2 separate regions of the Homo sapiens genome follow, and region 1 is linked to region 2. A link is a loop called in an ENCODE intact Hi-C map of the cell type or tissue named here. Cell type or tissue: psoas muscle. All regions are shown on one strand. Links, peaks and the distances in the headings refer to the core of each region. The heading gives the core; the rest is flanking DNA. Region 1 has its middle 350 kb from the start of LINC01478. Region 2 has its middle 300 kb from the start of LINC01478.

Region 1 (4,403 bases), core at 204-4,203, 53 kb before region 2:
ATTGAGCGGAGCCCATTTCTGCAATGATAGAAACTGTATTATTGGCTTCATTAACACCTGAATGACTGAACTGATTACTATCTATAATGATTAGAAACTTTTTTCTGCCCAGGGCACTGTGCTTAGCACTTGTCATCATTATATATTTACAAGGAATCTGAATAGCAGCTTATACTTACTTTACAGCTAAAGAGGAAACTCAGGCACAGACTGATTTAGTAACTGGGCCAAGGTCACACAGTGAGCAAGCGTCAGAGTCAGGTTTCTACCATCTGCCATTCTATTTTAATGGGAATGCAATTGCCTCTATTCTGTCACCTCTAGAACATGTCTGGTCAACAATCCCTTAACTGAGTTTCCCCATTGTATCAGTACTACAGTAAGAATAAATGCATATTCCAATTGGATTAATTTGAGGAGACTTCAGTAAGTGCACAGTTTATAAAAACCCTTAAGAAATAGGTATGAAAAAAATTCTACAGGGGTAATGTAGTACCTTGAGGTTAGTTACTCCTGTCACAAAAATGAGCATTCAAAGGTTGGAAATAGTCACTGGAACCTGGAGACAAAGACACTCTATGGAGAGCTCCTCACCCACCACCAACCCCCTTTCTTCCTACCCTTTCCTCACACCCACTGTCTGGAGGGGTGATGTGCAGTTGAGTGGTAAGGCCAGACTGAGGTGACCCAACAGGGAAGAAAATAAGGGAACAAACTCTGATCTGCCAGTGCTTTTCATTGGTCATATCCAAGAGTGATGGGTTCTATTTGTGGGATTCACATAAATCAGTTTCCCAGAAGACAGAGCAGGTAGAAAATGATGGAGAGTGGACCCGGAGGAGCAAACAGAAGGTTTCAAGAAAACCTATCACATGACATAAGTAAAAAATAGAATTGTGCTCTGTGATTTGAGGTCTTTGGGGGCTGGGGAATCTATGAAACAGGGTAAATCTTGGCTAACTTTAAAAAAAAGAAATTTATAAAGTTATAAAAAATAATTGTTCACTGCTGAGTTCAATTTAAGCCTTTTTTTTAATTAAAGGAATGGCATCAAGAGCAAACTTATAATGCACCCAAGATATTAATTGGAAAGCAGTTGTAACTAAGAATGAGGGCAGAGAAATAATGGCAGCACATTTAGCACAGTGGGTAGCTCTGCTTCGTCAGATCAAAATGGCCCCCAGACTGGGAGGGATGCATTTCAATTCCACTTTAACAGTCATGGTACCCTGGAGGAGGAGTGGAAAAATGCCAGCTAACATTTTTAATGTTGCCCTCTAGAGTCAGTATTTCTTTTCTTTCAATGCAACCCTTTGCTCTACTCAACCTACAGACTCAAAATGTTCTTACCGGCTCAAATCCTAATTACTATTACTTTCTCAGCTGTGACACCAGATCAGTTTCTGCTGACCTCAGAGTGTCTCTTCTTTGCATCCTAGGAGCTCCTTTAATCTGCGCTATCTACCACCCACACTCTGGGTGCCCAGCATGAGTCAGCATGACTGTCATGGTTTGGTTAGTGAATTGATAGAAACACTCAATATATGCATAAATACCTAAATGAATCGATAATTTGGAAATAACATATTTTCCTACGGGTGAAAATAGCCAGAGAGCAGGAATGGAAGGTAGACGGGAGCCAGTTCTTTGGCTTTAAAACTTATCTATTGTACAATTAAAACCTATAGTTTTTGAGTGGCTGTTTTAAAAGCATCTTAGTTACATATTCCTAGTATTAATGAAATATCTGAGTTCAGACAGAAAGAAGTGAGGAGAGAAAGTGAGGGACATAGGCGTCTGTAGGAACTGGGTGGAGAGAGAGAGAAGGGTTAATGACAAACACTGAAGCCTTCCCTGAATGTTATTTCTTAAAGAGTAGAAAAGGGTAATGTTTGGATGGAGCCAAAGACAAACTATTGAAACACGGGGTCAGTAGACGGCAACTTAATAAGACTATTTAGCTAATTTGCCCCAAAATTTGCTGAGACTTTTTTTTTTTAAGATAAGAACTTTCAACCTATAAAGAAACCAAAGGTTTAGATCTAAAGGGAAGAATAATTCCACCACAAGGTTTACACTGTGAACTAAGCCATCTTAGGCAACTACAGATATGTATCTCAACCACTGCCTCTGCATGGGTAATTTTCTTAGCAAGTGGGTCCAAATTGCCCCATTTTTTCTTGGAATTCTTTATAGCTTCTTACATTTTTAATAAAATACGATTTTTAAAACTCCTCATGGGTTTTTTTGTTTGTTTGTTTGTTTTTTTTTTTTTTTTTTTGCTTTTTACCTGTGCATGCTTTGAAGAAGAAAAGAGCTCTGTTTTATTGTTTGTTTTACTTTCCTTGCTTGTGTTTTCTATTTGGGACAAGGTTGCTTTAGATACAGTATACGCAAAACTGCTAGCTACTGGTCTTATCATACACCTAGAATATATGGAATTTGGAGTGGACACGAAAAATGGCAAGTCAGAATTAGCGTGATTCTGGGTCACTTAGTGTGTTTACTATTGAGCTTTCAGACTATTCCACCTGGGAGTTATGGTATCTTGCTTCTACTGGATTTATGCATACTGCAAAACACCGACCCATTCATCCTTTGTCCTCAGCTTCCACCTAAACTGTTGGCTATCAGTTAACAACATCAGATGCTAGTTATAAATTTCTCTTCCATGTCAGGACTCAGAACAGCTTAGGGTAACAACTTTTCTTAGAAAAATTGAAATTTTTCCCTAGATATAAAAGTAGATGTGTAAGATTCTATATAAAAAAGAAAATATATAAAGCATGCTTTTCTAAATCAAGGATGAATGGATTATGTTTTCAGTAGAGATAATTCAGTTAGAGTTGCCTTCGGTTTAAGAATTCTGAAAGCTGTTTTAGGAATCTAACCCCTTTCCGTAGTAAAGGCCAGACATGAACTATGTCTGATAAGAATCTACTTCTTTTGACAAAGACTTAGCTATTTCTCTGGGAACTAATTTTAACACTTAACCACCATCCTTGCCATTATCTATTAGTCTTTTAGGCTAATACTTTCTCACACTTGGTTTACTTCAGTTTCCCCTATTTGTTTTCTAACAGTGAGAATAAACAGACCTTTAAAAATTGGAAATAAAGTAAAATTTTTATGGCATATACTTCTGCCAATTTGGGTTGCATGCCAACCTCTAGCATGTGCAGGGCTTAAGAGTAGAATTAGAGGTTCACACACTTTATGTCTAAATATTTAAATGTTGTAAGTCAAACTGATAATATAATAAGTAACCATGTTCTATCTTACTACCTTGAAAAATGCATTTTCATAATGACCAAGAAGACCAAGTTTGATTTGAGAGTTTTTCAATTTCTTGAAGCTTCACAGGAGAATAATAAATGGAGACAGAGCCCCCTGGTCCCTGACACACAGCTGTTCCTTCTTTCATCTTCTCATTTACCTGGACCACTACTCCTGGCTCAGTCTTGAAGTGTCAGAGAACCTGTGTCCATATTTGTGGATACTCAGCCTGTATGACTAACCCCTGTCTGTCCTCTTATAAGAGGTGGCCTCTTGGTTGTCTTGAGCCTCAGAGTATACTCACTAGTACTAAGGCATAGTGTCAGAAGAAAGGAGCCAGGGAAGAGTGGGACACAGGGTCTGAAGCAAGTCTAGGACCCTATGGACAGGACATTCCAGGGTCCCAGGACCTGAGGAGTTGTCTAATAAGTGATGCCTATGAGCTCCTGATATAATACACTCCTCACAAACCCGAGGACTACTTACTTTATGACACAGCTGGCGAAAGGCCAGGGCAGGCTTTCTAAAGCATGGAGTCCAGGAAAAATCCCAGATTTCTTATGTCTAAGAGTGGATGTCTACACTGACATTTCACTTAAAAATTTCAGCTAGATAAAGTGATTTTTTTTCTTATGTGAAAAGGCCTGGATTCCCACATATTATAAAGTTGGGCAGGCTTTTCCTACAGCTCTAGTTATGGTATAGGTTTTCTTACCTTCAACATGTAAGAAAACAACAATATCTTCTTCTGTTGAACTTCGTCAAAACAATCTACCAAATAGATGACAGTTTAGGGAAAGATACTTTCCAATAATCTGTAACTATCTGAGTTACCTAAATATATGGCTGAACAGTCTGCATCACTTTTGCTGGACTGGAACCAGAAGAATCTTCTCTATCCTTGACCTGGCTCACATTCTCAGGGTTTTCCCAATTCTAGCCCTAATCATGTTTGCTTAAATATAAAACACATCTATTTTAAGCATCCACAAACTCTTTTCCACTCTTATTCTCACCCTTCTTTCCATAAAGACTTTCAAAATAAAAAGCTTAAAGTGGAAGATGCCTTTATTTCCAAACTCATTTATTCAAGAAACATTTGTTTAAAATGTACATGTAGACGCTTC
Region 2 (4,403 bases), core at 95-4,094:
CATGTAAAATAAATTTGATGCAGTTATTTTGAGAGAAAATTACTTTTTCACAAAACAATACTACTCAGCAAGCAGCAAAGTTGGTAAAAACATGAAGAATATGAACATCACCAAATGCATGCAAGAACTGTCGCTGAAGTGGAAGGAACCAGCTGATTACAATTTCTGCAATGGGAAATCCAGCATGGGGTTTTTTGCTTTTTTTTTTTTTTTTTTCCCAAATGCCCAAAGTTCAGAAGAAAGAAGCTAAAAATGGAAGTCTTTGCATCCTCCAACATAAGTCTATGAGAAATCTTAGGGGGGTTTTGGAAGTTTTATAACCGAGGGAAGGAAATAAAAAGTAAATGAATATGACAACATAGCTATAAAGATAGCAGACACTGAATACAACATCTACTGCAAGAGTATTCATCAAATCGAAGCTAATGTTTTAACAGGTAAAATGTTCTCATTAAATCGATAAAAGTCTCTTTCCTGAAGGAAATAAAACCATTTTTACCTTCCTAAGTTATCAAGGAAAGCTCTCTTAGCAGAAGAAAATTCTCCTAATACTGCTATGCTATTCCACAGAGAAATCTAAAATCCCGAAGTAGTATTTTACTCCCATGAATACCTTGGGTTTTTTTAGAATTTATTTTTACATTTTAAAGACAATAGTATGGTGCAAATGCAGTTGGAAGCCTTTAAGAATGGTATGTTATTATTATGCATTGTCTATAATTAATATCAATTAGAATCTATTAAATTTAATAGACTTTGAGCTATTCAGTTTAATTCAATTTCAATAAATTTCAATTAAGTACAATTTGTTTCTATTACTTTTATTAATTCCAGTCACTATCAATTACCTTCAATTAATTTAATTTACTGGCTATATATGTTCAGGTAATTCACTATTACTTTCAATTAGTTTCTATTCATTTCAATGGGCTTCCTTGGCAGCTAACTGATTTCATAAAAACAAATGTGCAGCTATAATATAGTTTCTACAATACAGGACAGTCATACAAACTAATTAGCTCTGCATTCAAACTTACCATACACGATTAGACCCCTATATGATCTACATACAATCTGTATTCACCTCCATCTATCTTCCTCATGGGTTGGTATATCTGTAGAGAGTCTGGGATTTACAAAAAGATGTCAGAACTTTCAACTGATTTGTAGATTAATTGCATCTACTTTGTACCTAGAACCTTGCTAGGTGCAGGAGGTAATACAGGTAAAGGAGATAGGCAAAGGAGAGTTCATTTAGGAGATTATAACAAGAGTTCTCACACTTAGTTTGATGTTTGATGGAAGGCTCTGGATGTGTCTTATTCACCATCGCACTCACTGCATGAACCCATTGTTTTACACCAAGTGCAGGTACTCAAAACATGAGTATTTTCTGGGGCTGTCAGTAAAGTCAGTGTTGAAGTGCAGAAGCAAGATAATCAGAACAAATTCTGGGCCCCACAGTAAGTATGAACATCCTCTCTCTATGGAAGAAAATAACTTATAAAATTATCAAATATTAATGACAGAGGAAAAATTAGAGATCTTGGAATGTAACATTTCTTCTGCAATTGAAGTTTTTCAGGCCAATTAAGTGAGGTAATGTGTATATTACATTACTAATTCTATAGTCTTACCTGTTCTACCGGGGAGCATTTGTATTTAAAAAAAAAAAAAAAACAACATGTAGATTTTCATAGTTTACAGTGCACTTTAGCACCCATTAACACATTTCATGCTCCTAAAAACCCTATGAAGAAGACACTGCAAATTTTGTCTTCTTGAGAAACAAAGTCAAATTGAGGTGAAATGGTTTGCTGAATATTGGATAACTATGAAATGGTAGAGTTCAGAGAGAGGAACCATAATGACAGAAAAATAAAGATCCTGGGTTTTTGAGGGCCCCTTTTTAGGAACAGAGGCACTTTAAATCTGTAGCTAGACAGTTCCTACACACTTACCCCTAAGATGGTGAATTCTTTTTAGTGGTCCAAGCTATGCTAAGTGGGAAGTTACGTCTCTGGGAGAGACAAATAGAACAAATGACTCATTTACTGGGCCTCCTGCTTTTCTTCACTCAAGGGTTCCTTAGAAAAATGTACCTGTCTGAGTGGAAGTGACTGGACATGTGACAGTTGAATAAAGCACAGAGCATGAATGGAACACTACACCCCACCAGGCCCGGCCTGTTGCCTGCAGGAGGAGCTGACTTGGAGCAGGGTTCTTTGGCAGCAGGGCAATGCTAGAGCACAGGAAACTTGGCTTCCTCCCAGCACATCCCTGGCAGAAAACTCACTGTGAGAAAAGAGGGGAGGAATTCAAAGCTGAATCCAAATCAAGTTGCCAGAGCCCTTCGGCTAAGATGTGGGAGGTCCTGGGAAAGAAACCAGGGACTTTAATATCAAAAGGAAAATTGGCTAGAAGAAATGACAGAGCCATTGGAAATGAAACTGAAGGAATCTCAGCTTGGGACCAATCTACTGGCAGGGACCACCCTTCCCACTGTGGCTTGCTGACATCAAACATGGAGACAATGAAAGGAGTGGACCATCACAAAACCACACATTTAACAAATTGTGCCAGGAACAGTAGATAAATAGTCTATAATTACTTTGCCGTTTGAAATTATATTTCTATAGGCCCATCCTAAGTTAATATAATAAATATTTCTCTAAATACTTCATGAATGTCTCAGTTACATCCTAGGACAAATTATCTTCCCCAGGTAACTGCTTCAGGCAATTCACACACCATGATCTGTTCTTTTCCACACTGTTTCTTCATCTCGTCTCACCTTGATTCCCCACTTACCTCAATGCTACTATTAAAATCAAATGTTAAGCCTTTGAAGAAGTCTTCCTCACTTATATCAGTGAACTTTAATGCAGAAATCTTCATAAAACATGTATTGAGCTCCTAATATATGTCAGGCATATGAGAATGAAATTGTTCATTTCCTCCAAGTAATGCAATGCCGAAATCCTAGGGAATTCTTTCACCCATTGACCTACAAATAGTGAGTTACTTTTTTGGATCTGACATTGCACTCATAAGTTTTATACCCTATTTGGCATTTATAATTCTAATATTTGTACGGTATTTTACATGCATAAAGTGCATAAAGTGCTTTCATATGCCATGTCTTATTTAATCATACACCAACTTGTGTATTTTTCTAAGTATATCCTGTGAATAGACTCCCCAGCTAGACATTGAAATAGAAGCTGTAGACTTTCTTTTTCTTTATACTTCAAAATGTACAGCACCTAGAAGATGCTTGATGTGGACTTATTTTATATTATTATCAGCTAATTGGGGTAGTCTGGGAGAATGGATCAACAAGTATTTTTAATTCATTCAATACTTAATAAATATTTATTAAGTATCTGTAATATACAAGGCACTGTGCTTAAACACTTTAATCATGAAAAACCTCAGCTCTCTCAAGGGATATGACATAAATCCCAGGGGTACCCCAAGTGGTAAGGATTCTCCTTCCATTAAAAGTCTCTTTCCAGAATATTTGATGTTCTCTAAAGAGATACATAAATGAGAGATAGATAGATAACTAGCCGTATAAAAAGGAATATCTATTTGCTGATGCTAATTACTCTTTCCTCAAATTCCTACCACTTTACCCATATTCTATCTGTATTTCTTTGAATTATTCCGTGAATGTTTGTTTTATTTCTTTCTTTAGCAAGCTTTCTGAAAACCAGCTTTTCTTTGCTTTCCATCATCTCTTCCCCACCTGTCATGATATTAGGCTCAATACATGCTGGTTTACTTATCTTGAAATACTTCTTAGAGGGGACATCCAGATTGCATTCATGAGCTTACTTCAACATGCTTGCTTTAAATCACCAATATCTACCACCACGTTAAGAAACTTACGTGTTATGCGGCCAGAGCCATCTGATCCATGGTGCCTTCAACTTTTGTTAGACTCTGGATTTCTCAATATAATAACTAGAGGTAGTGTCACAAAGTCCTTACGTTACTCTCTATAACTATTCATTTCATTTTAATGTATGTTATGTTTGTTAAATTTTTGAAGGTATAAGCTTTAGATGGGTCTGCAATTATTACAGATTTTTCTTGCATAGGATGAGGAGAGTTTCCTATGCATTGTCAAAGCCAAAAAATGGAGTATTCCCTGTGCCAATAAACACATTTCTGGTAAATAATAATGAAAAAATATGACATTGATCTTCGGCCACAATACTGAACTAAATGAAATATGTCAGGGGTCCATAAATCTTGAACCTAGGAAGATCTTTTGTTCTTCAGAGAAATGTAAGGTGGCACCCACAATACGAAGGCAGGAAGTGAAGGCTGACAAGGAAGGAACCAGAGATGCTGAGACACCATACCAGCCTCTGGCCCAAAGGTTCAGTTACCAC

Evidence for each region. Peaks named below come from ENCODE experiments on the same cell type or tissue, not always from the same donor. Only the 100,000 strongest peaks of a DNase experiment are listed, where the experiment ranks them.
Region 1: it touches region 2 in a loop (2.8-fold over the local background); 3 of 110 quality-filtered maps call a loop at or near these places.

What each region holds. Positions count from the first base shown.
Region 1 is chr18:44,174,901-44,179,303 of GRCh38, forward strand. No RefSeq gene overlaps it. Among named protein-coding and RNA genes, the nearest start is that of LINC01478, 350 kb to the right of the region's middle. In psoas muscle, for the core only: no CTCF peak of the experiment used is centred there; no DNase peak of the experiment used is centred there.
Region 2 is chr18:44,227,753-44,232,155 of GRCh38, forward strand. No RefSeq gene overlaps it. Among named protein-coding and RNA genes, the nearest start is that of LINC01478, 300 kb to the right of the region's middle. In psoas muscle, for the core only: no CTCF peak of the experiment used is centred there; a DNase peak (open chromatin) is centred at 2,239.